Linked DNA regions of Mus musculus: region 2 is linked to region 1. The links are chromatin loops, found by intact Hi-C in ENCODE. Cell type or tissue: left cerebral cortex. All regions are shown on one strand. Links, peaks and the distances in the headings refer to the core of each region. The heading gives the core; the rest is flanking DNA.

The links. Hi-C counts contacts between places; a loop is a spot of excess contacts. Peaks named below come from ENCODE experiments on the same cell type or tissue, not always from the same donor. Only the 100,000 strongest peaks of a DNase experiment are listed, where the experiment ranks them.
Region 2: a loop joins it to region 1, with 2.1 times the contacts of the local background. A loop is called at or near these places in 2 of 42 quality-filtered maps.

Annotation. Positions count from the first base shown.
Region 1 is chr3:52,571,399-52,575,790 of GRCm38, reverse strand. No RefSeq gene overlaps it. Among named protein-coding and RNA genes, the nearest start is that of Gm40047, 6.5 kb to the left of the region's middle. In left cerebral cortex, for the core only: no CTCF peak of the experiment used is centred there; DNase peaks (open chromatin) are centred at 458, 1,763, 2,485 and 3,014; H3K27ac peaks cover 506 bases.
Region 2 is chr3:52,673,261-52,677,652 of GRCm38, reverse strand. The region is part of intron 2 of Gm30235 (a long non-coding RNA gene); the gene reads right to left. Among named protein-coding and RNA genes, the nearest start is that of Gm30235, 26 kb to the right of the region's middle. In left cerebral cortex, for the core only: no CTCF peak of the experiment used is centred there; DNase peaks (open chromatin) are centred at 131, 1,569 and 1,868.

The sequences.
Region 1 (4,392 bases), core at 137-4,136:
AGCAGTTGTAACATTTACAGCATCTACTGGGGAACAGCCAGTTGTCATGATCTCTGAGAATGAGGAAATACGATGGTACTTTATTTTCAAGTAGCCCGGGAGACTTCAATGATTGCATTAAAATTTTAATCACAAACTCCTTAAGTTAGAAAGAAAGAGAGAGAGAGAGAGAGAGAGAGAGAGAGAGGGAGGGAGAGGGAGAGGGAAGGAGGGAGGAAAGCCCACAAAGGATTCATTGTATAAAAGAGTTTCACCATTTGGAGTTCTTTTATAAATTTGTGTCAGATCACAATTTGCTGTCTGGGAAATGTAAATTAGTTATTAATGAGCCAAAATTCTAACATCAAAGGCTGTGCACCCACATGCCAGAGAGAAACAAAGAACTCTCCCAGCATAGCGACTGCTCCTAGCCGACCTGAATTCTGCATTCACTTTGACGTGCTCTGCTGCCACCGTATCAAGGAGATCGTTCCTCGAAGATGTAATGGCACAGTCACCTGCATCATTACCATCACCTCCACCTGAGCATAGCTAGACTGGCAGAATCCTAGGCAGCAGGCAAGCATATATGCTCAAGGGTGATATTGCAGGGAGCATAGCTCGATGCCTCCCTTCTGTCAGCTTCATCAGATGACCATGTTCAAAGTGCATTTCATGTTTGCAGTACAGCCAGCCCCAAATGGCATGGGGGTGCTGATCTGCTTTTTGAATATTCCCATATCACTTTTTTTCATCTCTACAACCCTTTTATTTTGACTGAGATCAAGAGACGAGCTTAAAACTGCAGAGAGTTTTTGAACTTGCAGAAGTCACAGTTTCTAGTCAGCTGGCTGAAGTCTTGAAGGTCTTTGCTGAGGCTCATTTACTCATTCTTCCAACAGACAAGGCTGTTCCTTAATGGAAGTGGGAGAGACTACATGGTGACAGAGAAGGGTCAGAAAGAGGCAGCCCCATCCTCCCTGAACTCGTTGTCCGGAGAGGACAGGCAGGCAACAAGTGCTCATGTTGTTCTTCATCTGGCATCAAGAGGCAAGAAGGAATAGCCCCAGGCTAGTCCACGGGGAAGTGACTTTTGAGTAGAGAACAGAATGAAGAACAAGTTCTAGGCAGACAAGTTCAAGTGCGGATCAAGGCTATTTATGGCTATCCAATATGTGCATAGCTGGGAGCCCAGAGTTACTCTTTGCCTGCATGCAATCCTTTCTCTCTCCGGAGTGAGGTCTTTGACCTCTACATCCAGGCGAGACTTGAGCCAGACTCTCTTGCAGTCCTTAGCCAGCGGAGGTTGGATGCATCCCAGACTCCCGAGGGCAGGTGTGTTCTGACAGCCATGGAAAGTTGTGTCTTCCTAATACCAGCACCCATGATCCCAAGTCTAGTTTTTAAAAAAAAAAATTCTCCTTATACAAGGCCAACCCTTCTATCCTTTGCCAAGACCTATCTCTGTCTAGATTCCTTCTTGTCATCTACTATAAGTGTCCCTATTGTCAAGGTTTGTCTATCCCCTGGATAACCCTCACCCTTATGGAATCTTCCTGAGGGACTCAGGACCTCTGGAAGAACAACAAATACTTTTAACTGCTCAGTCATCTCTCCAACCCAAGAAAATTAAGTTCTTAACAGTCACATTTTTAGAAGAGATTTTTGGCAAGCCCCTCAGAGTGCTCTAGCACAGCAGAAATGAAGTCGTTCCCTGTTTCCAGAAACACCTATCATCCCTTGAACGCTCAGCTGTGAGGACCTCCTAAAGCAGCTGTCGCACCTCCCACGCAACCCAAATAACTTTTAGTTCTTCTAAAGGGGCCTCCCCATCACTTCCAGGCTCGCTGGCACCCATTCCAAAGGGAGTCTCACAGACCGAGAAGCAGAAGCAGCAAACAAGCTGAGCCCTCAGCCTCAGGAATTAGGGAAGCAGGACACTGGCTAGTCTACTCTTGATAGTCACAGAACACAGAGCTCCCTAACATTCTGCAGTACAAAACTTGACCTAGGACACGTGGTCCAAAGAGCTCACTTGGGCATGGTTCTCTGTACCACGCACACATGCCCATCAATAAGAGGTAAAACATATATCAAGAAAAATTTAAAAGAGTGGTAGACATTGTACAGTGTGTACAGAGAGTGTACAGTGGTAGACATTGACAGTCACATCAATGGGAAGACTGAAGCAGGAGCATCCAGAATTCCAGGCCAGCCTTGGCTACATATAGCAAGGCCTTGCCTCACAACAAAGGATAAATAAGAAAAGACATAGTCCATCTCAAGAACACCAAAATAAGCATCACAGTGAAGCAGAAATGGAATGGAAATACAAAGTAATATTCAGGGCTGGAGACCCAGAACGTCTAGGCTCCTGTTCAGAAGGCAGAAAGTGGACATTGAACATTTCCGAGGAGCAAAGAGGTCCAGCCTCATTATGTAAGAGAGTGGGCACCCTGTTCCCTGCTTGATGAGCATCTGCTAACATCCTGAAGAAGAAAATGTATGCAGAACACGCCTCGAGACCTGCTGCCGTTCATTCTTTATGCTTGCCTAACATTGTCTGAGGCTCAGGAGTGAGCCAGATGGGGTGGTTAATTCTGACTGTCAGCTAGATTAGATTACAACTCACCCTCAGAATTATTGAAGCTTATCTGTGTGTGTGTGTGTGTGTGTGTGTGTGTGTGTGTGTGAGAGAGAGAGAGAGAGAGAGAGAGAGAGAGAGAGAGAGAGAGAGAGAGAGAGACTCCCAAATATAATTAAATTATTGGGAGCTCTGACCTAATAAATGGGTTATTCTATTGACCAACTGGATGATGAACGAAGTCACTGGGGAGGTGGTAAAAGGTAGAAGGACTTTTTCTTGTACTCACATCTTCCTGCACCACTCCACTCCACTTCCTCTCTACTCTAATGTGAGCTGTTCCTGCCATGGTAGACTGAACCTTCTGACATCCTTACCCAAAATAAACTCTTCTTCCTTTAAATTGCTTATGTCACACAAAAGTGCCGCATAAGAAAATAATGTGCTCTGAGTCCCGGCAGGAGGCCTGGGATGTTGCAAGATAATTCCACCAAAGAGCACACATAGACGGTCTTAACGATGAATAGAAAGACTATTGCCAGCTGACAACTGCGTGGGAAACTTGCCCAAATGGTATAGCCCCAAACTTCACCATGCTTTGCCTTTTATGCACTAAACCCACATCCTGGATGACACACTTTAGTTAACAAGAACAGTTAGCAAGAAGCAAAACTGAAGAAGTCAAAAAAAAATTTTAGTACATTTAAGGGGCTATTCCAGACCCTGGAACTATGGACTGGGTCTTTGATGAGGTAGGACTTTGTTCTGGTTTAGTCAGGAATTGGGGCCTATGTGCTAGGCTCTAAGGTCACAATGACACCTCCAATGTGGTCAATTGTGCTAAGGTCTCTGGCTGGTTATGGAGGCATCATCACTGAAGAAAACATCTGGATTCAACCCCTGTACAGAAAGTGGCAGTCTACTCAATCCTAGTGTCGTTGGAGTAGCATTGGGGACTGGAGCTGTAGTTCATTGGAGTGGAAACAATCCATCAGATGAAATACTCCATGGAAAAAACTAGTCTCTCTTTATCTAAAGCTGCTCTGAGCCCGCACTTTTTGTCACGGTTCATGATAAAAAAAATAAAATAAAATAAAGCCCTGGAATCAAACAGACCTGGACTCCTGTCTATTCTCTGATGTACTTTATCATTTTGCAGCTACTCCACTGATTAATGATAATACCTACCACAGAAGCAGCTAAAGGAAGTCTTACCATCTACCTATACAGTCTTCCCGTCTATAATTTGACTGATAATGTTTACTTCACAGGGTTGTAAGATACCAGGAGCTCATATGTGTAACCACACAGCACAGAGAGGGTACCCGGTCTTGATGGTAATTATGATCTGTTGATGCCCTCGTTGTCTACATGAGAGAATGGATCCTGCAGATACACAGTCTTATCTCCTGAGCAGGAAAATTGACAGGGTGCCGTTCTAGCTGAGCAAGAAATCTGTTGAATATGTGATAACCCCTGCGAAGAGTTTATAAAACTAGGTTCCAGTCTGTGATACTAAGGAAGCCGGAGTCTATATTCTCAGAGAAGTTAAGGTAGCTTTATGTGTGGAATCAGAGATTCTCGGAATGCTCTCAATAAGAACATCTGAGTTCTTATCTCAGGGCCTCAGTTTCCTTATCTGTAGGGCTAATGACAGTACACAGCACACAGGAACATGTGACATTAAATAAGATAATATTACCTTTATGACACTGTTTCAGACTTTTCATCACTCAGATGTGGCACACACCTGAGAGAAATATCTTAGAGAAAAGGAAGAACTTGGACTGAGCGCCCCAGGTGTTTCAGCCCTTCATGGGCAGCTAGGA
Region 2 (4,392 bases), core at 68-4,067, 100 kb before region 1:
TTCATATAATTTGCCTGCAAGGACTGGAGAGGATGTACAAGAGACATGGCTCTGACTTGGCATTGTGCTTTTGGAAATCTGCTCCGGAGAACTATTACTGTGAGTCACTGCAGCACCCTGTGCCAGCATCTGGAGTCTCGTCTCCTCGGAGATGACCAGGCTCAGGAATGTTTTCTTGTGTGGCTGGCTGAGGTGCCAGCCAACCTCTCCCACCACTGTAACACCAGACACTCTGTGAGTGATGGTTTCCTTTTCGAAACCAAAAGTGGATGAAGGAATTTAAATGAGAGCAGGGGGGGGGGGGTGGAATCGTGAGACAAGACATAAAGCTATGTAAAGGGAAAGAAATGAGGCTCCGAGTGGGAGAACAGAGGCGTCGGAGATCAGAAGAGAACACTACAAATACAGTGTCACAGTAATGGAATAGGTCAAGCGCTGTTCCCAAAGCAGACCACACTAAGACTTCTTAGTACTCAACATCTCTACCCTAAGCACCAATAACAAATAACCAGCTGTGTCACGGGGATAGAGTCACTCTTGCAGGCTGCCACCCTTCCTGCCTGTATATCACTTCTGAGACTTCCTTCACTCCAAGAACTCAGAAAGAAATGGACCCATAGAATGGAGTCTGCGCAAGGTTACCAAAGTCTGGGCCCCGCCCCCCACCAAGTCAGAGCTACTTAAGGTCCTGGGGAATCTTAGACTAATAGGCCTACCCCATAGAAATCTGAACATTCTCTATCAATAGATTGTTTATTGGACAAATACTTATACAGGGCTGACCATGCACTGGACACCATCCCCAGCACTTAGCAAATATTGACCTATTAATCCTCTATCAGAAGGGTACGGTTGTCTTCTAGATTATACAGGTGAGGAGAGTGCACACAGTGAGGAGGAAAGCTAGGATCGAAACTACCAGATCAGCTCCTCGTCTGCGCCATGCAGTCATTGGCTGTATGAAAGGCTGTGCAGCAGCCCTGCACATCTATGTGTGTAGGTGGGCAAAGGTCAACCCCAGCCTTGGTAAGTCTCTAAGGCATTTTTCCTCCCTGTATCTGCCCATCCCTTCCTGTTCAGTTAACTGCTAGAAAACAGAAGATCCAGGGTCACTGCAGTTAGCAAACCTCTGGGTGTATGTATGTTTGTGTGTTGCAGGGGAGGGGCAGAGATGTCTAATACTCTATTTTGCTCCTAAAATTCAGTCTTCATAGGGAACCATGGTCTCTCGTGTAGGATACTGAATCACAGGTCAACTACTAATAGGTTATATACAGAATACCAAATTATATTTAAATTTAATATTAACAATGATCAATCTTTAATAGAATTATGTCCCATTGAAGCATTGAACACCTTCTTAAAATTCAAAGTAATTTTCTCATTTGAAGTTCTAACTCACCGGGCACTCTGTGCTTTCATCTGCTACATGTGCTAACCCTTACATTTGAGCTCGTGAAAAACTCCAAGGCAATAACTGGAGACACAGTTGGCAAACGGATGGGCTCTGTGTGGTTGGCTGGCATACGCCTGGGCAGTAGGAGAAAGACTCACACATCAGTAAAGACTTTGACCCAGAGCCCAAATGAGGGACGACGGCATGACACGCTAGACCCCAGGCTGGTGCATGTGCTATGTGTCACTGCTTCTGTGAGTCTATGGGTTGTGTCAGAGCCGTTCACCCTACAACTCTGTGCCCTGAGGCTCTGCCAGGGCCTCACACATGCTGGGAGGGTGCTCTAGCCCCTCGCTACATCTCCAGCCCTTAGGTTTATAAAGCCAGTGTCACTATGCCACCCAAGATGGCTCTGAGCTTGTTATGTAACATAGACTGTTGTGGAACTCAAAATCCTCCCACCACTGCCTTCTGAGGGCTGGGATTGTCAGCATGCTCTACTGTGTGAACCTGGCTCCATGCAATGTTCATATTTTGAAAACTTTCAAAGCTACAGAAAAATGACAGTCAGCATATAGAGAATGCTCATTATTTTAAAGTCTCATCTGCTTATCCACTGTGCATTTGTGCGGGCACACCCACACGCTTGTTAATTTGCTGAATGAACTAGTTGAGTATTTTAACAGATGTTGGGACCTCTCCCAGCTGAGCCGGTCAGCATGACTCTCCTAAGAACATCAATATTCTCCTCAATGACCACAATGCCATAACCACACTCGGGATACTTAGCTGTAACACTATATCGTTATCTAATAACAATTCGGCACTCAGATCCCTCCAGTTATTCCAATAATGTGTGTTTATCACGTAGACCTATGTTCAGTTTTGGATTTCCCTAATCCCTGGCTATGTTCTGTTAGCCTCCCGTACGTAGTCTTCCTTTTCCTACCTGTAATGTGAGAGTAATAATAATGACCTGATTGAACTGTTGTCGAGACTGGTAAACATTTACACTAAGATCTTAGCACCAGCGGGACACAAAACACGTCAGGAATTCAATAAACGGTAACTACCCTTGTGATTAGGTAATTGATTGCCAGTGTAAAGAGAAACTGCCAACAATCAGGCATGAGCCTTCAATACACATAAAGGAGGTAAAAAGAAACAGCCACAGAGAATTTGCGGATTCGAGTTCCATTTGCCTTCTTTTTTTTGGTTTTTCGAGACAGGTTTTCTCTGTGTAGCCCTGGCTGTCCTGGACTCACTCTGTAGACCAGGCTGGCCTCGAACTCAGAAACCCGCCTGCCTCTGCCTCTGCCTCGAGTGCTGGGATTACCCTTTAATCCGTTTGCCATTTCTAGGGACCACTGAAGAGAGTCCCATTCACCTCCCTTAAAGGAGAAGAAAGAAACAGGTAGGGGACCCTGCCTCCAGGTGAACTCCTGGCCACGCCCACAGGAGCGGCCAGAGGGCCTAGCCTCTTCTTGATTCCCAGTGTAGTCAGTAATTTCCTGGACCTTTGCAATCCCCACCCCATCCCCCTCAAGTTAGGACATAGACTTCAGACCACTGAAGTATAAGCAGGCCGCTATGGCTGAATTTTGTCACACAGGAGTCCAGCGTTGAAGCTTTTAACTCCCAGAACTCCAGAGAACTACTGAGCTCAGAGGCAAACCTTTAGAGTGAGACTGTTAGAGTGGGCCTTAATCCAATCTGATAGTGAGCTACAAATAGGGAAATAGGCTCTGTTGGAGGAAAGAATAGCTCCAAGAACCAGGACTCAAGACTTCTGGGTCGTTGCCACCAGTTGCCACAAGTATCAGCACTGGAGATAGGCAGAAGCTAAGCCATACTGACAAACTGCTAGTCTTTGAGTCCTTAAGCCTACTAGTGACATTATTGGAAGAGTCCATGGTAAGGTGGCTTTGTGGTTTGAGTGGCTCATCAAATCTGAGGAGGACAAAGATACTGGCCTAAGGTTCAGCAGTAGAGTGCCTGCCTCAGTATATTGACTGAATCGGCTTTTCCGAACTCCTCAAAAGACACTGACTGACCAAGTCAGGGTGGCACCAGCTCCAACTTCATGACAACTAGTGTGATTGGATGGGTATATCTACTGAGTGATGCAGGCAGTGTGGAGGGCCCTCAGAGTCCTCGAGGCCTCCAGGAACACTGAGAGCCTGGCCCCTGGATACCCACCTCTAGGTTACACGGGAAGCCAGGATGTTTCAAAGCTGCTGGGAGACCAGAGCAGCTGGAGGCTAGCTGTGGTCAAGCAGGCTCCACATCCGAGGAGGCAACAAAGTGAGGGCTGTGCCTTCTAATCACGTGGCTTTGATGGAGTAAAGGGAGCTGGGGCTTGCTGCACCTACAGCCAGGGAGAAGCATTTCCTGGTCTCACTCCCTAGCTTCCGGGAGCTGGGGCGGGGCCAGCCTCCATGAGCAGCTTCTACTTTACTTTATTGATCTGCATTTATTTTCTACCTCCTCTTGTTGTCCTTGTCAAGATGAGAGAACCAGGCTCCCTCACTGTTTGGGATCACAGCTTCCCAGATGACATAGCTGGATGCCAAGATAATATCTCCGAACCCCTGAAGGTGGGTTCCAACACCTGAGACATCGGTATTTCACCCGTATTTTCTGGAATTTTCTGTTCTTATTTTCTAAAGCCCCGTATCTGCTGCATGTTCAAATAATTGAGAAGTTATTTTTCATTTCTTACTTGTGCCTCTGACACACATCTGGAAGGGTGGCACGGGGCACACTTAAAATAAGAAGAAATAAATATCTCGGAGACAAGACAGCAGATGCATTTGTTCCAAAGGGAATTGCAAAGATCTGCACTACATTTTTCCAGTATTTTCTTCAGACATATGGTAAACCAGGCTAGGTGATTTTTATTTAAAATGTCAGTCATGCTGAATTCGAAACTCACAGGCACACCCAGACAGTCAGTCATTCTGCATTCTGTGGGCACAAGAGCACTCTCGTTCCTA